2 separate regions of the Mus musculus genome follow, and region 1 is linked to region 2. A link is a loop called in an ENCODE intact Hi-C map of the cell type or tissue named here. Cell type or tissue: heart. All regions are shown on one strand. Links, peaks and the distances in the headings refer to the core of each region. The heading gives the core; the rest is flanking DNA.

Region 1 (8,873 bases), core at 188-8,187, 58 kb after region 2:
TGTGATACCAATCCAGCCACAAAACCTTAGACCCACAATTTGTCCTGCCTACAAGATGTGCAGGCGTAAAAGATGAAGCAGAATTTGAGGGCAAGGCCAACCAATCACTGGCCCAGCTTGAGACCCATATCATGACGGGAAGCCACTGCTGACGCATTGATAATACTCTGTTATACTTGCAGATGGGAGCCTAGAGAGACTTTATCCAGGAACTGATGGAAACATATACAGAGACCCACAGCTAAACATTAAGTGGAGCTTGGGGAAGGAAGGATTGAAGAATCCAGAGAGGCCGAGGACACCACAAGAAAACCTACAGAGTCAACTAACCTGGGCCCATAGAGGCTCACAAAGACTGAACTGCCAACCAGAGAGCGTGCATGGGATGGACTTAGGCCCTCTGTACATATGTAAGAGTTATGCAGCTGGGTCAACATGTGGACTCCTAAAGTAGGAGCAGGGTCTATCTTGGACTACACTGTCTGCCTTTGGAGCCCTTTCCCCTAACTGGGCTGCCTTGTCTAGCCACAATAGGAGAAGATGTACCTCGTCTATTGCAACTTGGTAATGTTGAGGCTGGTTGATACTAGGGAAGAAAGGGAGGAGCAGGGGAGGGGACAGGAGAGGGAAAGACTGGGAGGAGAGGACTGAGGCGGAAGTTAAGATCAGAGTGCAAACTAAATAAATAATTAAAAAAAAAACAACCTATAAAACCAAATGATTGCAAAGCCCCCTTTCCCATGTGTCACCTAAAAAGCAGAGGTGCAAGTGTTCATGGTGGCCGGTGCCTTTAATTCCAGCATGAGGGAGGCAAAGGCAGGCACATCTCTGTGAGTTTGAGGCCAGCCTGGTCTACAAAGTCAGTCTGGGACAGCCAGGGCTGGTGATGCTGAGAAACCCTGCCTCAAAAAACCAAAAAACCCAAACCCAAACCAACCAACCAACCAGCCCACCAAACAAACAAACAAACAAACAAACAAAGCAGAGGTGCAAGGGAAAGACAGCTTTGTATAGTTTGAGGGTAGAACATTAAACCTACACAAACAACACCAGCAGGCCAGACCTGCTGCAACAGAGAAACTGAACATCGGAGACACAATGGCAATGCTTCATCACGTGGTTAAGCCAATATTCTCTGTTTCATTCAAAGAATCTCATAATTTGGAGCAGCTGCTGTTTCTCACTTGACTTGATGACCTACCCCCCTTCCATAAAAATACAGGATAATCTAAATTTGGTTAGTTTAAAAATCTATCTATTTTTGGTACAGGCCCATGTATTTCCAATTAATGAATTCTAGCTCTGATAGGATTTCTGGTTCGCTTTTAGTAAGATAATCAAGAAGGGAGATGTGAGCTGCTTTCTGGAGAATAGAAGAAGCCATGTTATACCAGCTACAGCCATGAATGGTTTCAAGAAGTCAGGTATATAGACTTCCCAAGCCCACCAAGAAACAAACTGGAAAGCTGGGTACAGTGGCTTACTGTCCTCATAGACACCGGAAAATAATGTGTGAAGTTGAAGAAAACCTTGGGTACAGAGTAACCTTAAGGCAAGCGTGTGCTGCAAGAAAACCTGTTTCTCTCTCTGTCTCTGCTTGCCTGTCTGTTTATCTCTGTCTTTTATCTGTCTCTTTGTCTCTGTCTCACACACACACACACACACACACACACACACACACACACGCACATGCACACGCACATGCACACTTCAGATGACACCCAGAGGGGTGAGAACAAAAGCCAAGGCCAGCATAATGTGGCCATGGATAAGGTTAATGGGTTTTCTGGGGCTGGTAGTTTCTGCTCCTGCCTTATACGTCATCCCTTTTCTGGTCTGTAAACCTGACCAAATCTCTCCAACCATGCTCAGCCTCTTGGATTTGAACTTCCAGGTGAATAGCTTACAAAAGTTGATGTCTAAGTCCAAAGATTTCAAGTTAGTCAGGCTTAGTCACTGAGGGAAGGATCACCAACCATCTAAAGGTGTATTTCCTCAAAAGCAGACAGAACATTTCTTGCTCCTGCAAATTACGTACAAGCAAAGAAGCTGCTACACTGTGGGGGAGAAGCACAGCGGAGAGAAATGTCACTGTAGGTGAGTGACATGGACCTTAGAAACACATTATTAACACATCATTCTCTCTATGCTCAAATTTATATGAGAATAACACTCACCTGAGATGTTTTGGGAAAGGCACAAAAAATGGTCAGCCTGCCTCTGAGCAAGACGCCAGACCTAGGAAGCCTGGGCTGGTATAGGGAGGTACAATCTGGCACAGTCTGGCCAGCCCTGGTGGAAACCCACAAAGAACAAGGAATAGTGGAGGAGTAGCCAGGGAACAACCTGTGGGAAGGAGGTTTGTGGCCAGAAGACAGGGATGCATGTGCCTGGTCAAAGGTCACTCCTGCTAACAGCAGAGAAAGGAGGTGTGGCTTGCATGTGGGAAGCAGAAGGGTGTGACAAAACCTCTCCAGCAAACAGTGGCAGAGGCTTCGTTCAGATGGCTGGGGGCTGCTGAGCATCTGCAGAGAAACCAAGCAGCTTCCAGTGATATTTAGGTGGGATGTATCTTTGGTCAACCCTGGATTTCAAAGTAACAACAGCAACATAGTATATATTAATTTACAGAAGGAGCTTAGCTTTGAAATACTCCCATTTTGCTCTAACAGAGTTGGATGCAGGCTGCCTTGATCCTGAAACCCCAAACCTGTTTCACTCAAGCAGCTGCATCCTGGTGATAACTTTGCATAACAAATCACTAGGTATTTTCTGCTGTTGAGCTGACTTCTGTATCTTCAGGAGGGTCTAGGCAGAGCACTGGAGGAGGTTAAACTAAAGCCTGCAGCCCTAACTTTGGAACCTCCCCTTCAATACTCTTTAGTAAAAGCTCAGCTCCATTACCAAACTCACAGATATACTCCCTGCTCTCCCCCTGGCCCCTGCAACTTAGCATTTGTGGAAAAGAAACAGTAGAAGCCAGCAACAGGAATAGCCATTCATCTGGCGCTGACTGCCCTCACCTAAACTTGTAACTTGGTCTTGGGGTAAACAAAACATCAGCCTGAAATAGTTTCAGGCTTTGAAGGTTCCCAATTTACAAAACACCAAATAAACAAGAGACCCCCCCAAACAACAAGAACAACAAAACCTTCACAGCACAAGATAATATTTTGACACTGAGTAAATATGACAGTTTCTCTATTCCCAGTGGAAGCTGTCTGCACTGAAACGCTCAGGGACTGGTGAGGCCATGCAGTGTCACACACAGACAGGAAAGCCTGAGTTTAAATCTCAACTCTGTTGCTTACTACGGTGTGATCTTGTTACTTTCATCTCCCTCAGTATTTATACCATATGGTTACTATGTTGACTATATGAAATGGTACATGGAATGAGGATCATATTGGATAACAATGTCATGCATAAATAATCTATAAGGTGGGATCAAAACACTCCAGTATAGAGCAGATCCATGAAGGTTTGTGTTCCTTTAAGAGGAAGCTGACGAGCTTAAAGGGCATGTCCCACATGAAATTCATTTAAAAGTATTCCATAACATGATGTCACGTAGAACCTCTGTTGCAGGTAAACATGATTTCTGTCAACGGCTTCCAGGTAATCATTAAACTCCACATAACAGGCTGTTTAAAAACTAGACACTTGTTCAGTATTCCTTCCTCAAGCTTAAACTGATATCTTCTTAGTAAAGAATTTAAGATGAATTTGCCAGGAAAAACTTCCCCAGAATGCTATAAGCCACACACAGCTTTCTCTCGTTTCTCTTCAATTCTCGCCACTGATCTCAGAACTGAATGAAAGACAACATCTTTAAGAAAATACTGAAGGCTGCCACAAACCCATAGACAAAAGAACCCTGTTCAAGCAAACTGCACTGACCCTTCAAAACCTTTGCTAAACTACAAGGTTAAACAGAAACAGGCTCACAGATTACAGATCTGTAGGTCAGAGACAGTCCCAGTGGAATCGAAAGGGGATCTTTAAAAGCAGAGCAATTCCAATAACAATGAGATCACTTTCAAAGCAGCACGCACGAAGTTCCTACAAAACCTCTCACTCCAGTTCCTCACTGGAGTGAATACATTAAACAGATCCGCAAGGGAGAAAAGGATACAATCTGTGCCTGAGCCAGGACAGAAGAGTCTCAAAGGATTGCAGTGTGTTTTAAAGTCAGATCAGATCTTACCTTGCATCTTCCGTGGTCTGTTCTTTCCTAGAAGAAACTTTCCAGACTCGCAGAGACCTCAGAACCACCCATCTGTCGGATGCTTCCAGCTCAGTCTGTCTGCATGGTGACTAAATGCTACGCTTTGCTTTCTTACAGAAGGAAGCCTTTAGTTAAAACATGTGGTTTAAAGGAGCAATAGCCACCCTTGTTAAAACTATTTCATGGACATTCAGAGGTATTGCTTCTCTCTGAGAGTTAAGGCTGCACGAATGCATTTTCCCTGTTCCGGAAATCAGCCTAACGAAAACCAATGCTGAGCAAACGAGAAACGTTCCTTCCCTGTGTGCTGTCTGGCAGAAACTGCAGCCAGATCAAGGAAACACGTGATGTTTATAAATACAATATGGCTCATGTTGTCATAACCTCTCAATGACAAAAAAAAAAAAAAAAAAAAAAAAAAGCGTGTAAGAAAAAGACAAGTGGCCATGGAGCAGGGAAGATGAGATTTGTGCCTGTTGAAAGCTGCCTATTTGATGTGCATGTAGCCCTCCTGCATCTAAAAAAAATGAAGACCTGAGAGCACAGTGGGAAGATGTGGGATGTGGGGGACAGACTCTGCATTAAAATGTTCAGGCTGGTTGGTCACTGTAGTAAGAGTAATTCCTCATCATCTGTGACATGGTCATCCTAAAGACACAGGTGAATAGGGGATCCTGGAGCTCACTGAGCACAACCAAGACCCACAGTGTTCTCTGACAATGATAGAATGGAGGGCTAGTTCCACACAGTCTGGAGCTGATAAGAAAGAAAAACAACAGATGTTGACCTCGCAGTGGAGTTTCTGATCTCCTGGTTGACCAGGTCTGGAAGCGGTGGTTATAACATCTGTTTTATTTACTGTTACAATTTCAGCACCCACAGAAAGCATGGCTGGTGGATAGAGCTGGTTCCAGAGCTCTGGTGGGGGGGCAGGAGAAAGATCTGTGACATTTTATAACAGTGGGGTGATGGCCACTTTTGTAAAACCATGATGCTTAGTTTAAAGGCAAATTTTGTGTGGGAATTATGCACACAGCAATATGCGGTTTCTTATTCAGGTTTGTTTACTGGAGAGCTAGCTTACTTTCTAATGAAGGTGAGTCAACTCCTGGAACTCCCTGTTTTGAGGGGGATAAAGGCTGACAAATGTGCATTTCTCACCATCACTTGCTGCATCTGAGAAAGCCAGACTCCCTCATATAGTTATTTTCATCTTAAACTCCAGGGGAAATGACCATTGTCATATTCCAGTGATGGAATGGAGACAACAAGAAGGTAAGCAGGCATACTTGCTTCTTACTGGGAATGGGCTGAAAACCACCAACAGCCTCATTTACAGACCATTGTATTGACTTTAGTAGATAAAGCATTACCAGGACGCTCGATAGGAAAATGCTGACCTAAGTAATATTTTCCATGACTGCATTTAGTGAGGATCTATGCAGAATGAGATACTGCGAGAGCCACAGGGAGTCTGAAGATGAATAAAACAGGGACTTGATCTCTGAAGAATGTAGTGTTCAGAAGACTGTGTCAGTAACTACAGCCTAGGCAAGAGAGAAGAGTGTGCTAAGAGGATAGGGGTGAAGGGGTATCCATGAAGGTTGTAAGAAAAAACAGTGATGTGGAAAAGGGAGGGAGTGAAAGGTTTGGTGATAAAGAGAGTCACTCCTGAGCTAGGACTTCAGGAAATGATAGCTCACAAATGTGGAGATGACCCATAGCCACTGATGATGGGGATCAAGGAGATGGTGATGACCACAAAAGCGATCAAAAGTCAGCTCTTGAGTTCTGCCTGGCTCTGCATCCAGCTCCAACTCTAACTGTGTGGTACTAGATGGGCTGACTATTTTCTCCTGTGTGTGTCTGTGTGTTTGTGTGTATGTGTGTGTGTATGTGTGTATGTGTGTGCGTGTGTATGTGTGTATGTGTGTGTGTGCGTGTATGTGTGTGTGTATGCGTGTGTGTGTGTGTGTGCGTGTATGTGTGTGTGTGTGTATGTGTGTGTATGTGTGTGTGTGTGTGTGTATATGTGTGTGTGTGTATGTGTGTGTGTATGCGTGTGTGTGTGTGTGTGTGTGTGTGTACCATGCATGCATGCGTGTGCACACACAGATTTTTTTCTCATGGTATGAAAATCAAATAGGAGTGAATACAATCAAAATACTGAACAAGGTGCAAGGTGCAGAGCTGGCGAATCGTGAACACGAGTTTCTAATACCAATGCCACTAAACAGATAAAAGGACTGGATGGCTTGTGCAGAGTCCACTAACAAAAGGACAAAGTAAGGGGTATGTTTTCTGATGCTTCCATGTCTGTGGTATTCTCTTCTCTTCCATTCCTACAGTGTTGTCTGAGTCCTCCCAAATCCAAAACTTTCATCTCAACTAGGACAGTCTGGTAATCTCCTCTTCATCCTCCCTGTACAACTCTCTCTTCCCTCCCTCCCTCCCTCCTTCCCTCCCTCCCTCCCTCTTTGTTTCTTTGTGCTGTGATTGTCTTTTGTGTCATCATCAGAGAACAGGATGGGATAAAGGAAAAGAAGTAGATGCCATGGAGTAGATGTGCACTGTGTTAAGAAACAATTGAATGAGCCAGGCGGTGGTGGCACACGCCTTTAATCCCAGCACTCGGGAGGCAGAGGCAGGCGGATTTCTGAGTCCGAGGACAGCCTTGTCTACAGAGTGAGTTCCAGGACAAACACGGCTACACAGAGAAATCCTGTCTTAAAAAACAAAAAACAAAAAACAGAAAAAAAAAAGAGAGAGAAAGAAACAAACAAATGGATGAAATATTATTTTCTGTGTTTTGACATCTTACTAGGAATAACATTTCACAACTTGTAAAATGTAGATGTAAATATGAAGGAAGGAAAGCTTGGGCTGAGTGCACAGACGCTGGAAGAAGCAGGCTCAGATCTGGTATCTGGTACCTGCCAGCTGCATGAGCCGAGGAAAAGCTTCCTTGGCCTCTGACTTAGCATCTGAGAACACTGGAGTCAGCGCACCTATTTTACAGAATTATTGACTTGAACCTCGTTAAAATATAAAGTACTTTCTCATGCTGCTTACTCCACAAACACAGGAAAGTCTGTGATTCGACATCAGGAACAATGGCAACCATAAAACACTATTTATGCCTGCATAGATTCTGCAGAGGAACTAATAACACTCACATGAATTATTATAATTCTGTAAGAAAAAAATAAAAGGCAAGTGGAATATCTGACAAGAGGAAGAAGAAAAACAGTGACATTAAAGAGGGAGACCAGGAACAACGCCAGCACACAAACTACAGCCTGCAAATGCCTGCACTCTTGCTGTGGGTGGGCCACAAATGTAATTCTAAGCTTTGGAATAGCAATACAAAGAAGGAAAATGATCATGTACAAGGCTCCCAGTGTCCACATGATAAAAATAAACCAGGAGAAGGGAACTATTCTTAGGAATGAGATTGGGGATATTTTTACAGCAGGTCTTCACAGAGGATGGAAAATGAACACCCCAGCATCTGTAGCACCGTAGCACTTCTTGTCCTGGGCCACACCCGCACTCCACGCTCACTGCCCCTGCAGATGCCACACTGGCTTTCAAGGAGATATGGAAGAGAGCATGTTATGATCTGTGCCTTTAAAAGACATACCATCTGTGGGATAAAGTGAACATGACCCAAAGGATTGGAACAGGACAAGAATGTGTCCGCTTGCCCCTGAAAGAGCTCTCAGAAGCTCTGCATGGTGAGCAGTCTTTCATTTAAGTTCTAAAAGCAGTCCTTAATTTTAATTACTTTTTAAAAAAGATTTATTTACTTATTATATGTAAGTACACTGTAGCTGTCTTCAGGCACTCCAGAAGAGGGCATCAGATCTCATTACGGATGGTTGTGAGCCACCATGTGGTTGCTGGAATTTGAACTCAGGACCTTTGGAAGAACAGTCAGTGCTCTTAACCATTGAGCCATCTCGCCAGCCCAATGTTAATTACTTTAAAAATATTTTACTGTGGGAACTTTAAAACATAAAAAGAAGGGAAAAAACGTAATGAAATCCTATTACTGTTTTAAGTTTTTCAATGCTGATTCCTCTACTTTCTTCTTCCATTCTTAGAGTGGTTTTAGAGAAAATGCCATTCACCGTGTCATGTAACATGTAGGTACTTTAGTAAGCTTCATTGTTTTAAGCCATCCTGTTACTGTAACACACACAGTTGCCAGTTATCCCTTAATATCTTCTGTTAAAACTTTCCAAATAGCTTTGTAGCTGCCTTACAGTTGGCTCATTGTCTTCTGCATGGACACCCAGCCTCGTAGCACAGCCTTAAAACCTGGAGCACCTCTGTGCTTTCATATACTGGTAGTTTGTTAGCGGAAGGAACGAGAAGGCTGTACTTCAATGTATAAGAGGAGAAGACTTAGTCCATTTTGTGTAACTATAGCAAAATATATGAGGGTTGCATTTTTTTTTCTGGGGTGCAGGTTGCTGTTGGCCCTCACCCTCATTCTGTTGGCTAGGACATCCAGATAGCATGGTGCAGGTGAATGGTGAGGGAAAATCTGTTAAAGCAATATGGCAAAGGAGCAGAAAGGGTGTTGGTCAAGTAACGAAGGCACTGAGCATGAAAGTGGCCTCGTTCTATGATAACCATG
Region 2 (8,873 bases), core at 467-8,466:
GCTGGAGGGCTGGCTGTGTGAGGTCTGGTTCCTCCAGGCAAGTTCTGGGCTGGGTTCATCAAGGCTGAGGAGTGCTGGGAAGGTTGCATGACCACAGGCGAGCTCTGTACATGGTGAACTGTCATGGTGGATAGGGGCACCACTTCTGACTTCACATCGCCAGGGCTTCCAGTGCTACAGTGGAGGGGTTGCCCAGGGGCATGGGCTGTCTCTTCCTGATGCTTCAGGACCTCTGCAGCTGTGGCCTTCTCCATGGCAACATACTGTGCAGCCTGGGATGCATCGGTGCCTTTCAGGAGCCCATCAGTGACATGCCTAGAAAAAACCATGCACAGCAGTGTTAAACAGTGCTGACTCTCCCTCCGTGCCTTCTCTGTGATATATCTGAATGCCATGCTTCAGTACCAGATCAGATGAAAACATTAAAAAACTCAGGAGCAGTTCAGGGGTGAGGGTTACCTTGACAATCTTCCAAAGCTATATAGTTCTTCCTTTGAAAGATGAGAGAGAGAGAGAGAGAGAGAGAGAGAGAGAGTCTGTCTGTCTTTGTTCATGTGTGTGTGGAGTCAGACACTATCTCCCATCTTGTCATAGATGGACTCATGCTATTTGTACCTGGTACTACATGGATTCTAGGGATCTGAACTCGGGTCCTCATGTTTTGTGGCAAGTGCTCTTGTCCACTGAGCCATGCTATCGGCCCCAAGAGATAGTCTCTTTTATGGTAATGGTATTGTGTCCAGACAAGACTAGCCCCTTACTGGTGTTGGTAAGTAGAAGTGAACACACGTCTAGTAATAATTACTCCTCCATGTGACCTAGCCTGTGAGGCCCCCAAATGCACTCAGTTCTCACTCAGAAGCTTCTACAAGCTTTCTAACTCTTCTTAGACTATGAGACTTATCAGTGTGTATTATCACCTTGTGGCTATCTTTCCCTTTAAGTGGACTCAATCAAGTCCTTCAAATTCAAGGCCAACCATGACTCTAAATTGAGGTATGTTTAGACCCCCATCCTCCTTTGTTTTGGTGGTCTCATTTTTCTTTTTTTGCAGTGCTTGGGGTGGTACCCAGGACCTCGAACAAATGTTCTACAACTGATTTATTGGGTTTTGAGACAGTCTGTATAGCTCATGCTGACCCTGAACTTGTGATCCCTCCTGGGGGGCTGGGATTATAAGTATGCACTACCTTGCCTGACTCTTTGGGAGACATTCAAAGCAATGTGCCCATTCCCACACTGGCTTCAGTAGAAAATACAGTAGATCTTTGGAAGTAGACACAGCCCTGTGTTTGTATCAGTTGTAACATGTTCTGGAATTCAAGAGACATTGCCATTTTTGAGTCTCAGGTACTTTGATATAATGTATTGGTGGCAGTAAAGATGGCACCTTCTTATAGCTGGGCCTTGTGGTGGACAACCTTAATCCCAGCACTAGGAAGGAAGAAGCAGGCCAATCTCTGAGTTCAAGACTGACCTGGTCTATAGAGTGAGTTCCAGGACAGCCAGGGCTGCACAGAGAAACTCTTTCTAGAAAAACAAACAAACAAACAAACAAACAAACAAACAAACAAGCAAGATAGCCCCTCTTGGGCGCTTCAATCTCTGAGTCTTTGAAGAGCTTAATCATGCGATCCCGTCTTCTTCAAGCTCTGATTTCCCTGGTTCTAAGACAAATCCTGACAATGGCAGTGTTGGGTATAAGAACACCCTGTAACTGTTTTCCAGAAGAGATGCTGCTCCCTCAGGCCACTGTTTTCCTTTAATGAGGCTGGCTTATTTTAGAGTTCAAGGTCTATAACATTTGGGCAACAGCTTAACAAAGAAGTACTTTAACCCATTTCTATTGTTGTGGAGTAAAAAAGTCACTTGATACGTGAAAATGAATGACCTTTTGGGAACCTGGATGGTCTATGTGGACTTAGAATTCCTTTGGCATCTGGGTTTTCTGCAGTTGACTATATACCTGCTTCGTGGAGTTATTAGTTGGGGTTGGTTATTGCTAGAAAAGTCAACTACACTTCCTATGATTAGTAATCCACTTTATCTACCTTAAAGTTAGCTGCATGCCAATGAATTCTCTTCTACACTTGATAGAGCAGTGGTTCTCAACCTTCCTAATGCTGTGGCCCTTTAATACAGCTCCTCACATTATGGTGAGTCCCCAAACATAAAATTGTTTTGCTACTGTAATGAATTGTTATGTAAATAACTGATATGCAGGACACCTGATAATATGACTACTGGGAAAGGGTTGTTTGACTTCCAAAGGTTGAGAACCACTGTGCCAGGGCAATTACAGCCAGGAAACAAAATTTTTACAAAAGTTTCTGACATACCTGATATATTACTTCTGCCTGGAAGGAAATCTCTCTCTCTCTCTCCCCCTCCCCGCCTCCCCACTTCTCTCCCCCTCCCCTTCTCCTCTCTTCCACCCCCCCCCCCCCATGTGTGTGTGTGTGTTGGTGTTCATGGCTGAGCACATCTTAGGCAAGTGTTCTACTACTGAGCTACACCACAGCCTTTGTAAGCATGTTTATGCTGGGTATGAGATTCATTATTCATTGAAAGCTACAGATCAGACAGTGTTTTCTCCAGATCTCTCTTCACAGGAATGATCTTTGATGAGCGGGTCCACTTAGGGGTGCTCAGCTTCTTTCCTGGGTGGGACCAGTATGCTCTCAGATACCCTTCCAGTAGATAAACACTTGGCTTAGAGTCTCGATTTTAAGTCTCCTTGCCCTCAAGGTGAAGGAGGCTAACAGTGCTTTAGTTTGTTCTTCATCCATAAACTATTACAAAACAAATAAAAGACTTATTTATGTATTTAATTTTATTTTTAAATTTATTGTTAAGTCTTCAAAATAGTGGGGATCAAATCCAGGTGCATATACTATCATTAAAGCCCAACATATGTATGAGATGAAAATACTGTGTGTAAATCTTTGTTATTTTAATTCATGTGTACATTTATAACACATGATTAATTGTAATAGAAATATGTAAATAAAATCTGTAGTGTTCTTAATCTGTGATGTGATCTAATCGCAAGATTAGAAAAAGAAGTGACAAAAAACTCAATTCAAACTAAAATATTACTTACACCTATAAGTCAGAGTATTCCAACTAGTAAAAAAAAAAAAAAAAGCCCAACATATGACTAGTAATTTAAAAGCCTAGGATGGAGCCAATGCAAAAGTCTATGCTGAGGAATTATACCCTCAAGCCATATTGCAACGAACATTTGGGGGCTGAAACAGTTGAGGGTTCTCCTCAGGATGCCATAAATAAAGAGTGATAAGTCATGATGATACTAAGAGTAGGTTCTTAAAGCCCGTGACCTGTATGTACACCAGCCTTTGAGCGACCCCTCCTGGCAAACCACCCCATCAGGACCATGGCAGTGACATTACCTCCGCAACATCGTCAAGACATCTGTCATGCTCCTCACACGCTTCAGGAGACTGTCCAGCTTGTGTGGCTCTTCCTTCAGGAACCTTACTGCCTCAACTTCTATGCGCAGGACAGCACGCATCTTATTTTGCAAAGTTGGAAATTCTCCTACAGGCCAAACCAGCAGTGATTTTTAGAATAGGAAGGCAGAGTGACAATGCCCACCCCACTCCTGTGACCTAGGGTAGCACAGAGAAATACCAAGTCGGGAAGCAACGGGGTGAAATCTTATGGTCAAACTGAGTGACCTTGGATAAGGTCACAGCCCCTCTGGGTCCATTCCCTGTGTATTATGGATAAGGCTAAAAAGTTAGGGTTTGTTTTCAACGAGTTTGGTATGTCTGTAAGTTCAGTAAAAGGGAAAGTTTTAGTTGTATGGTTTAGTTTCCATCTTCAGCATCCTTTATAAAGGTCCTCTAAGAAGTCTTGAATGAATCTTTTACTGTTTGAAGGATTGTTTATTTATTTACATGTCTATTTGAAACAAAGTATTACTGTTTCCCTAATCTGGTCTCAACTGACTTTAAGGGATCCTCCTGCCTCAGCCTCCCAAGTAGGATGGGATGGTAGGTCCAGATTTGAAAGCTTCTTCGGTTTTTTTGGTTTTTGATTTTTTTTTTTTTTTTTTTTTTTTTTTTTGGTTTTTCGAGACAGGTTTTTCTCTGTGTAGCCCTGGCTGTCCTGGAACTCACTCTGTAGACTAGGCTGGCCTTAAACTCAGAAATCCGCCTGCCTCTGCCTCCCAATTGGTGGGATTAAAGGTGTGCGCCACCACCGCCCAGCTGAAAGCTTCATAAACATTCCAAGCAACACACTTCCAGTGGAAGGCTCACCTTTGAGAGTGGCCACAGCTTCTCCCACTTGTCGCAGGAGGAAAGCCCCATCTTCCACATCTTTCAGGGTCACCACTCTGCCAGTGGAGGAAGAGTCCTTCTTCAAGTCCTCAACAAAGTCCTCCAGCTCACTGTGGGGAGGCAGAGAGCAGATGGAACTGAGCATGGAGGGTCTCAGAAAGGACACGTGCAGGAGCAGGGGCTCTCCCATTTTCTGCTGTGTCCCAGCCCTATCTTAAGCTTCCAAGGAGGAGGTGGGAGCACAGTCGATAGTAGTTTGCTTTGCAATATTGCATGGCTATGTAAGGTAGCAACGGGAGAGCTCTCCCGTGTCTGTCATTTGTGGTTCAGATTGGTCCCGGGTGGGGGTGGAGTGGGCACTTGATACATTCTTAACTTTCAGTTGTATTCATGCCAGCCAAGAGAACAATGTGCACACTTGGTGACCAGGAATGGAGGGAGAGAAAGACAGAGGGGAGAGAGTCCTGATAGATTAGGATGGAGGCAGAAGATGGGGGCTGGGGGTAGCCTAAGAGGGGGGTATGAACCAGTACTACAGTGAAGTGTGTTAGCTCACTTTAGACAACCAGGTTTCTCAATTTTAGTACCTGACATTTTGAACCATATAGCTTCATTTTTAGTGCAGGGCTGTCTTACACAATGAAGGATGTGCATCCTTGGCCCCTTCCTGCTGAGTAGCAGTAGCAAGCAATCACAAATTCCAATAATTTGTGACACATGTGAATGTCCCTTGACATGGTCAAATATCCCTGGGAAAGAGAGAGCAAAACTGCCCTCAAAATCCCCTAATGGATAGCCTCTCTCTAGTGTACCTGACTGTCCCATCATTAATGACTGTCTCTCTTCTCTCACAACTAAGAACTTAGAGATCTGATTTCTGGAGGGAGGGAGGGACGGATGGAGGGGTTGGGATGGAGAGAGAGAACAGATATCAACTCCAACACAGCCAAGTTATATTCTTCCACTTGAAACAACAAAAACAATTTGCCCAGATGTGTTTGTATCCTTTCAAGTTGCCTGCAAATTCAAGAGAAAGCTCTTAAAGGACGAGGGTGCTAAGAAATGCAAGACCACTAGGTGGCAGTAAGTGAATGGCGGCTGTACTTCCTGGCGCCTTAGTGGAGGAGAGGATGGCCTCACAAGACATGGGCCCTTTCCTCTAGGTGAGTGAGTAGAAAGGAGCTAATGCAGCCACAGGAGGGAGTCCAGCAGGGCAGGACATACATTCAACAAGGATGAAGTCACACGTGACACATCTGACCTCTTCTGAGCAGGGGGATGAAGTATTTGGTGATGCCAGCCATTCTGATACAGAAATCTCTGATGAAAGGATGCCCCGTTAGGGTCTGCATCTGTTAAACACACCTGGTGTTAGGTGAGCATACCTACAGGGCACATGCAGCTGCTGCTCCTTGGGGTGGAGCTGGGCCAATCCTTGTCAGACCTCTAAATGGTCCATTGGTGAGGGAGGTTCCCTGGTAGACCAAGCAGTCTCCTGCATTCTTTCAGGCTTTGATGAAGCCCTTCCAAGCTAAGACTCCAGGGCCCCCAGTTCCTTCAACCACCCACAAACTGGTCAATATGCAAATACTCCTCCAAGGAGATGTTCCATGACCCAAAGCCACTCCATCCAGATAAACTCCTATTTTAGTTTCTCTTACCCAGTCTGCCTCCTGCGCATCATATCCCTGCAACCCAAAGTTCCCCAAACTCTGCTCCCCTTTGACGGGCAGCAGGGAACCTCTGACACCATTATTCTGCCAATTCATGTGCTTGTGATTCCTATTTCGAGCTCTGAAGGCCACTTTTATTAATTCAGAGATTGAAAAAGAGACAGTGCTGCTGAAAATGAGTGCAGACGGCCTTTTGAAAGTCATCAATGGGCTTTTGAAATAGGTAGGCTTTGCTCAAGAAGACGTCAGACATTCATGGGGCCTCCAGATTTCAGCATGGCCTTAAGCTGCTTTTTATTCTGCCTTTGTTGAAAAGAAGCCCATTGTTTGTTAAACTGAACTTAGTCTGACTCTTATTAGAAGCTGTTATTTCCAAGTAGAAAACCATGAAAGATATTGACTCATTTTTTTTTTCTGTTCTTTAATCCCCACTTTCACTCCTCTGTCCTCATGTTCAGAGGACCCAAGCCTAACAGTTCTACCAGAGTATTTCTTTTCTGGAATTTAGAAGGAAGGGAAAGGGACAGAGAAGGGCCAGCAAAGAGCAGGCGTTACTTCTCAGTAGCCCTGAGCCAGGTTCTAGAATATCTTACCTAAGCTCGCTCTCCTGTCATACGGATCCACCCAGTTACCCTAGTCTATGTCTGTTTAAGGTATAAGAAACAGATATGATAATATTAAGGAGATATATATGTATTCCATAACTTTTAAATTAGTGTTGTGTGACTGTGCATGCAGAAGGCAGAAGACAACTTTCTAGAGTTGGTTTTCAGGGTCTATTGTGGGCTCCCATGATCTTACAGTCTTTGCAAGCACAGCCTAGACAGGTACCAAGCAGGTCTCCAAAGCAGGAGTATGACCCATAGAAGACACCAAGCCAAGGAGAATGATACCGTTCAACTGTGAGATGTGATTAGGACCATGGACCCAATTCTCCTGCCAATCCCCAACCCTGTGGTTTTCTAAGGATGCCCCACATTTTCCTGGCCCAGAGATATACTGTCATGGGGCCTGCTGAGTTTCCCAGACCTTAAAGGAGGGACAGTTGGGACAAAGATACCAGGCTCAGCAGATCTCTAGCTTACACAATAGGTGCTCATTAAAGAGAGGGAGAGAAATACCAGCTAAGAAGGTCACCCTGTGAACAAAGACAGTTTTTCTCTTCAGGGTGACTCACCATAACTTTTTGACAATCCGCTCTTCTTCGTGGAGGTACTTCTGTCTCTCTTGCTCCACCAGGGTGCGCTGACGCTGTACCGGATCCTCTAGTCTCTTCATGGTCTCCTTCACTTTGTTACTGATTTCCAGCTCAGCCTTCTTCATCATCGCCCTCAGAATCTCCTGGTTCTGCAGCTGTTGAACAAAAGAAATCAGCCTCCATTGGCTTCATCTGTCTGCTATCATGAAGCCTGAATGCCCTGCAGTCTTCAGAAGTGGGCACAGAGAAAACCCACAGCTGAATCTTTATTTCAGTAAGAAAGAGAAGAGAGCAAGGACTGTATACAGGACTGTATACAGGATTGCTTCCTCAGAGAACGGCTAAGTTTTATCAGGCAACTGACAGCTGAACTTCTGTGCCTATAAAAAAGGTAGAGTTTTTTCTAGTCTTTGGCTGCTGTTACACACACACACACACACACACACACACACACACAAACACACCACAAACTCTCACAGACGATTTTATAGAGAGGAGTCAAGAGTACTAGCATTGAAAGCCCAGTGATCAACCAGGCCTTCAGTCCTTGTCTCCCCCCAGACACTTGGATAGGCTTTCTTGCTCTCCGTTTCGCGTTTCTCTCCTGATGTAGAATCTGCTCTCCTTGGCAGAGCTACTCTGAGGTTCTTGTAGATCCTCAACAACCATTGGGTTGACAGGAATTTTTCAGAATGTCTTCAAAAAGCGAATCTGAGCTCTCTGATTTGTTTGGCTTCATGTCTCAACAGTGTAGAATCACAGCTCCTTACCATGTGGCACTACACATTGATGGGGCAATAATGAGTCCAGATGAGACAAAGGCTCTTGGGAATTGACTAATTTCACTGGATTTGACAAAGGCTGCATTTATATCTAAGTCCATAATTTCCATACGGTTTCCGGGATTCACTGGTCCTTCATCACATGGAACAAAGAGCATGCAAGTTTGAGCTACCCTTCAGAAGATGCTTGCCAATAGTTGCTAGGTTTTCATATGTCCACAAAGTGAACACCCTTGATCAGCTTCAGCAGCAATTGTATTTTATTCATTCCACTGTCCCTAAGACACCCCCCCTCAAAAAAAAAAAAAAAAACAAAAACAAAACACCAGAGCAACATTCAATTGTTTGCACTGGTTTCTTGATCCTTTTCCACTACAAGGTATCACCTCAGAGGACTGGGGATGCTGTTGTCATCTGCCCCATTATCTCTTCACACTGAGAGGAAGAACACTTTGACCATGGTGCCACTCTTTCAAAGCCCCATTGTGATCTTCATTATGAGATAAGAGTGAGCTGGGGCCGGGCGTGGTGGCGCATGCCTTTAATCACAGCACTCGGGAGGCAGAGGCAGGCTGATTTCTGAGTTCGAGGCCAGCCTGGTCTACAAAGTGAGTTCCAGGACAACCAGGGCTATACAGAGAAACCCTGTCTCAAAAAAAAAAAAAAAAAAAAAAACAAAAAAAAAAAAAAAAAAAAAAACCCCAAAAAACAAAAAACAAAACAAACAAACAAAAAAAAAAAGAGTGAGCTGGGTCACGTGCAAAGGCACCACTGGGCTCCAGTGTCAGTGCATGGTGATTAACTGGCCAAAGAGATTATAGCTACGGGTTATGGTTATTGGTTTCCGTGAGTGTTGATAAGGAAGTGTGTGTACTGTTCTTGATGACCTCTGTGACTCAGAGTCATGTTCTCC

The links. A loop is a pair of places that touch in the nucleus more often than their neighbours do. Peaks named below come from ENCODE experiments on the same cell type or tissue, not always from the same donor. Only the 100,000 strongest peaks of a DNase experiment are listed, where the experiment ranks them.
Region 1: it touches region 2 in a loop (2.1-fold over the local background); 5 of 42 quality-filtered maps call a loop at or near these places.

Annotation. Positions count from the first base shown.
Region 1 is chr2:20,718,058-20,726,930 of GRCm38, reverse strand. The region is part of intron 6 of Etl4 (enhancer trap locus 4); the gene reads right to left. Among named protein-coding and RNA genes, the nearest start is that of Arhgap21, 250 kb to the left of the region's middle. In heart, for the core only: no CTCF peak of the experiment used is centred there; no DNase peak of the experiment used is centred there; H3K4me3 peaks cover 597 bases; H3K27ac peaks cover 929 bases.
Region 2 is chr2:20,776,486-20,785,358 of GRCm38, reverse strand. It overlaps Etl4 (enhancer trap locus 4), which reads right to left. Exons shown (of 22, transcript NM_001081006.1): 11 at 7,158-7,333; 12 at 4,287-4,417; 13 at 3,414-3,561; 14 at 1-315. Among named protein-coding and RNA genes, the nearest start is that of Arhgap21, 190 kb to the left of the region's middle. In heart, for the core only: CTCF peaks have their summits at 5,381 (motif pointing right) and 7,212; no DNase peak of the experiment used is centred there.